Regions from separate parts of the Homo sapiens genome. Here region 1 is linked to region 2. A link is an interaction called in ENCODE POLR2A ChIA-PET data of the cell type or tissue named here. Cell type or tissue: MCF 10A. All regions are shown on one strand. Each heading gives the region's core, and the rest is flanking DNA. Links, peaks and the distances in the headings are about the cores only.

Region 1 (2,920 bases), core at 315-2,814, 50 kb after region 2:
GACTTGGGGATATGTGTTGAAAAGGACAACTAAAAAAAAAGCCCAGGCTGGCCAATGTGGTGAAACTCTGTCTCTACTAAAAATAAAAAAATTAGCTAGGCGCGGTGGTACATGTGTAGGAGAATCGCCTCAACCTGGGAGGTGGAGGTTGCAGTGAGCTGAGATCACACGACTACACTCCAGCCTGGGCAACAGAGTGAGACTCCATCTCAAAAAAAAAAAAAATCTTGAGGGAATTGTTCTAATTCAGGGTCTTCACTAACAATGAAGGATCCTCAATAGTTAGATCTAATGTAAAATGGACCTTATAGGATAATTTATACCTTAATCCAAGTTCATTTCTTTAATAAAGGCTCGTTTAAATATATTTTAAATATCTCACCTGACTGAGAAATTTTAGTTTCCCCTTCTTCTAAGATGCTATTTTGTGAAGCTGTATTTTTTTCAGGGCTACTCATCAAAACATCCTGTGATGTAATTGAAGAATTCAGTTCCATTCCTTCCACAACATCTGAAATTCCTTCTTTTTTGTTAGTATTAATATCATCTGCTACTCCACCAGCAAGAAGAGGCAAACTCATTCTCTCACTGGATAAACAATCCACCTTCAAGTCTGTCTTATTTACAACCTGGAAGTAAAAATGGCATTATATTTAATTATCAATTTAATTACTTGGAACAAATTTTAAAAGTCTTGTTGCTATTAAATACAAGAAAAACAGAAGGATGACATCCCGGACACAGTCTTAAGAACATTATAAATCCTACTATCCTGCTTCTTCAACAATTAGTTCAGATAATATTATAGAAATAGTATGATTGAAGGCAAGTTTCTCAGCAAGTACCTATACTCTAGCTCAGGGACTGGCAAACATTTTCTGTAAAAGATCAAATAGTAAATATTTTAGGTTTGTGAGTCACAGGGTCTCTGTCATAAGTACTCAACTCTACCACTGTATTGCAAAAGCAGCCAGATAGAATACATAAACAAATGTGTGGCTATTACAATAAAATATGATTTGTAAAAATAGGGGCCAAAGTTTGCTGATTTCTGCTCTAGTTCACTGGTTCCATATTCATTCTGATATGAGTTGAAGAATACAAAATGACACTATGGTTTTAAACAACCCAAATGTCATTGAAACAAGAACTACAATTCTACATGACTGATTTAGATTTCCAACGGAAATTCTGGGGATGCTTTACAAAGTTACTTTCTATAATGATATAAACATATGACATACTGGGCTATCTAACCACACTGGAATTGTACTTACATGATTTTCTTCAATTAAATCTGGTAATCCAGGACACTGAGCATCTTCTATGCTGCTCCTAAAGAAGAAAAAAAGCAGCATTACACTCATAAACATATTGTTATTGTTTCACTTGTATTTTGAGTCTTTCCTTTAATGATGGCAATTAGTTTAGGGAATGGATCAAACATGGAGCCTGGTGCAAGATCAGGCGTGATCCAGATAGATTAGTTTTGGACTATAGCTACTGCAGGATGGCCTTACAAACTAAATGCATTCTTCCCCAGAAAGCTCACAAGTCTGTTACCATGGTGGTCAGTCAGGGTCAGGTGGCTCTACCAGCAATACTCTGAATCTCAGCCAAATCCAGAGCTATATATTAAAGAAAAGTCAAAAAGAAGGTGACTTCTGGAGACAGAAGCAACAATTCAATTATTGTCTAGCTGGAGTTAGCTACATTTACTCGTTACTTGTTAATCCAGGTACCTGCTAAGAAACTTGACTTCAATCATACTATTTCTATAATTTTATCCGAAAGTTCAAAAAGCGGAACAGGAGTTACAATGTTCTTAAGTCTGCTGCTTGTTAACAAGTAAATGTAGCTAACTCCAGCTAGACAATAATTGAGTTAGAATACAAGGTATTCTAATCCTGAAGTTACTAGCTTGTATCTTATTAGAAATATCTGTTTTGGCCAGGCGCCTTGGCTCACGCCTGTAATCCCAGCACTTGGGAGGCAGCGGCGGGTGGATCACGAGGTCAGGAGATTGAGACCATCCTGGCTAACATGGTGAAACCCCGTCTCTACTAAAAATACAAAAAATTAGCTGGGCGTGGTGACATGCGCCTGTAGTCCCAGCTACTTGGGAGGCTGAGGCAGGAGAATCACTTGAACCTGGGAGGCGGAGGTTGCAGTGAGCCGAGGTAGTGCCACTGCACTCCAGCCTCAGCAACAGAGCGACACTCCGTCTCAAAAAAAAAAAAAAAATTTATCTCCACTTCTTTCAAGTTACTTTTTAAAAAAGATATGCTCTATTTTTCTAGTGTCCAGCTTTACTTTGCCTTTATTACACAAAGTTGCTTATTTGTATGATGCCCTTTGAGGATGTTTTGGGGAATCCAAAACATTTTTAAAGAGTACTTATGACTCAAATGCAATTATGAATCTTCTTAGCAAACAATAGTAAACTACAAGATATACAAAGTAGGCCGGGCATGGTGGCTCACGCCTGTAATCCCAGCACTTTGGGAGGCCAAGGCTGGCAGATCATGAGGTCAAGAGATCAAGACCATCCTGGCCAACATAGTGAAACCCCGTCTCTACTAAAAATACAAAAATTAGCTGGGCGTGGTGGCGCGTGTCTGTAGTCCTAGCTACTCGGGAGGCTGAGGCAGAAGAATCGCTTGAACCCAGGAGGCAGAGGTTGCAGTAAGCCGAAATCGTACCACTGCACTCCAGCCTAGGCAACAGAGTGAGACTCCACCTCCAAAAAACAAACAAAAAAATCTAGAAGCATATCTAGCCCATAACAGTTGTTCAGTACACATTAACTCCCCCCCCTTCAATATGCTCTGCCATCTGTCAAGAAAACAATCTCAAGGTACTTTCTACAAAGCCTGGTAAAAAGTGTCCATCTCTCAACCACCTTGGGGAGGCATTAGCA
Region 2 (2,920 bases), core at 129-2,628:
TGGGCCTAAGTGATCCTCCCACCTCAGCCTCCTGAATAGCTGGGACCGCAGGCACATGCCACCACGTCCAGCTAACTTTTTTATTTTGGGTGGAGACAGGGGTCTCCCTATGTTGCCCAGGCTGGTCTCAAACTCATGACCTCAAGCAATCCTCCTGCCTTGGCCTCCCAAAGTGCTGCAATTACAGCCATGAGCCACTGTGCTCAACCAACAATTTACTCTTAAATGTTGCTATATATACATATATATATCACACATACATATTTATGGATAGAGAATGTTAAGACAAAAATGGAAACCATCAGTGACTCTGGATAAAGGATTGTAGGAATTCCTTCCATTGTTCTTGTAATTTTTCTGCAACATTGAAATTATATCAGATTAAAAGGCCCTCCTCCAACAAAGCAAACAAACCTATGAGTGTGGCCAGGAATCAGGCAACACTTTGGCAAGAGCAACCGGGAGGCCTGTGCTTCCTGCTGGGGCCAGAGCCAGCCCCAAATACGTCCACCCAGGGCCTGCAGGAGGGCATGAATAGCGACCCTGTAGGGTAGGCCTGGTTGGCAAGAGCACGTATTATGCAAATTCTGTCAACAACTAGACCACAAGCTGGGTTGCAGTTCCTGGCAGAACTCATTATGTCCTTAGAGCAGAGAGGCCTTACAGCTGTTTCGTGTTAGATGATTCACAGACAACGTGCAGCAAACCGAAGAATCATTGGTGAATGTGTGAATTGCATTTGCATTTCATCTCTTTTCATAAAAATTATTGTTTAAGTCTGCTTTTGTTACAGCTCACTAATAAATGGAGTGTATTTGCATTTTTGCAAGGAGGCCTGAATTTTTAACACCTAATCATCTTTACCAAAGAGCAAGAATCGGCTAAAGTTTTCCCATTTAGTAAGAGTAGTAATTAAGACATACACCTTCCCTAAGCAATTCCTTTTCAAAAAGGAGCACACATTTAAAGATAACTCATTAATATCTCTTCTGAGGCTGTTTATCCAGTTTTGTCATGGCTCTAGAGCACAGGAATCTTTTTTTCTCCTCCATCTCTTTTTTAGCCAGTCTCTGAGAATCTCTGAGTTGCTAAGTATTATTTATTTCTTCCATTTTACCCCCAGGAGCTTAGCCATTTTTGATTTTTTGGCTTCGTTTTTTGAGCAACTTGAATGTCCCACACATCAAAGGCCAATTAGCTAAAAGACAGGCTTCTTCACACAACCCCTAGTTGATATCAACCTGTCTTTTTCTCAAAGCAACAGGAAGCCAGGTGGCCAGCTCTAAAACCAATCCCACCACATAACGTTTTTCCTAACCTCTGACTTACACCTCCGGGTTATGCCTGGTTAACCTTCTCGTTTTCCTCCTGGGGCCAAGAGTGAGCTGCTGAGGAGTGAAACAGACAAAGATTCACGTTCCTCTCCGGCCGCCTATGGGGAGCAGTTTCCAAACTCCCATCCCGGATCACGCAGGGGCGGGGCAGTGCTAGCCTGGGGAGCACCTGGCCGACATGACTGAAGAGGCCCTGCCCCAGAAAGGCCTCAAAAACACTCGTTAAAGCTAGGGCTGAGTCATCTGGGTGTGGAGGCTGTCGGGTCACATTCTTGAAACATAACAGGCAAACAGGACAGGCAGAGAACATCTAGACTGTGGATTCTGTAAAGCTTTTTCAAGGCCAGTTCACAGAAGCATTCCCTACTCTGTGAGCGTGAAATATAAAGGTGAATGCAGCCCCAGTGCCAGCACATAAGGCCAGTCAGTGCTATACAGGGTCAGCTTAGCCCTGGGCTGACCCTTAAGATCAGGAAAAAGTTATGGGGCAGTGACTTCTCAGCAAGTCTTTTCCATGTTTCTGGTGTCTTCGAATTCCTAGCTGAACAGAATTTATCAAAGCAGAAGGTAGCTGTTTATACCCCAGTTTACCCAGGCAAAGAGAAATGCTTTGGAATTGAGATATTTTCAGGGCATGAGTGGTTTAGATCTCTGAAACTGGAAGACGAAAATCCAGGTTATTAGAGATCAGCAGCACCTGAGAGGCAGGCTTCCTGGCACCTGAAGACTCACAGACAAGCCTTGGTAGCCTGGCTTGTTTTCCTTGCAGTTCAAAACCATTTCTTTGAGGTCATGATCTGAAAGGGGACACTGGACCCTGAGACCTAAATTCTGGTCCCTATGAGTAAATGCTTCAGACAGATCAAGTTGGGGAGCTTCCACTGAAAAACACTGAGACTAACACCCTGGTGTGACAGCCACACCTGTCTCCAAAGTGTACACACCACCCCACCAGGACATCACCAACCTGACATTTAATTAGCAATGAGACACTTGTTTTCACTCCTGTGGTCAAAGAATGGGGAAATAGATGCTTTCTGTCTCCTTGCCTTTGGTTATTTTTCTCCTACTTCCTGAGCTGGGCTGGGAGCAACAGAAAAGAGAAGGAAGGAGAAACCCAGCAAGGCAAGAGCAGCTCCTTCCCTTCTTTGACACATTTATGTTCTGCTCCTATAGTGGTGGAAGCAGGAAGTAGGGTGACTGGCCTGCTCCACTCACATTCTGATCATTTTCTCTACAAGGCAAGGATGGCTAGCACCTCCAGTTGTGTGGAATGCTTCTATCAGGGGCCTGTGTACGGTATCATTGACATCTGGAATGTCTCATTCAAGCAATGAGGGCCACGTGTGGTTGTGGATGGTGAGATAAAAATTCATCTTTGCCTCTGGAAAAACAGTCAGAAGGCATGCCTTCCTGAAGGCGGGCATATCCTCTCTAAATCCAGCATATTGTATAGCATTATGGAATAGAGCAGAAAAGAAACCTAACATTTGGCTGGGGGCTGGCTAACTGTACTGGAAATTTTAGCTATCTTCTCAATCTGCCACCAACTCTGAGGCAGATGGCCTTGTACCCGTTTTACAGAC

Evidence for each region. Peaks named below come from ENCODE experiments on the same cell type or tissue, not always from the same donor. Only the 100,000 strongest peaks of a DNase experiment are listed, where the experiment ranks them.
Region 1: POLR2A ChIA-PET joins it to region 2 with 11 read pairs; 13 of 35 experiments call an interaction of 5 or more read pairs at or near these places.

What each region holds. Positions count from the first base shown.
Region 1 is chr14:55,151,313-55,154,232 of GRCh38, forward strand. DLGAP5 (DLG associated protein 5) reads right to left here. Exons shown (of 19, transcript NM_014750.5): 16 at 1,278-1,335; 17 at 383-629. Among named protein-coding and RNA genes, the nearest start is that of LGALS3, 24 kb to the left of the region's middle. In MCF 10A, for the core only: no CTCF peak of the experiment used is centred there; no DNase peak of the experiment used is centred there.
Region 2 is chr14:55,101,812-55,104,731 of GRCh38, forward strand. It overlaps LOC124903318 (a long non-coding RNA gene), which reads right to left and starts at 1,518. Exons shown (of 3, transcript XR_007064178.1): 1 at 1,330-1,518. RefSeq lists a cis regulatory region at 1,186-1,864 and an enhancer at 1,340-1,634. In MCF 10A, for the core only: no CTCF peak of the experiment used is centred there; DNase peaks (open chromatin) are centred at 570 and 1,540.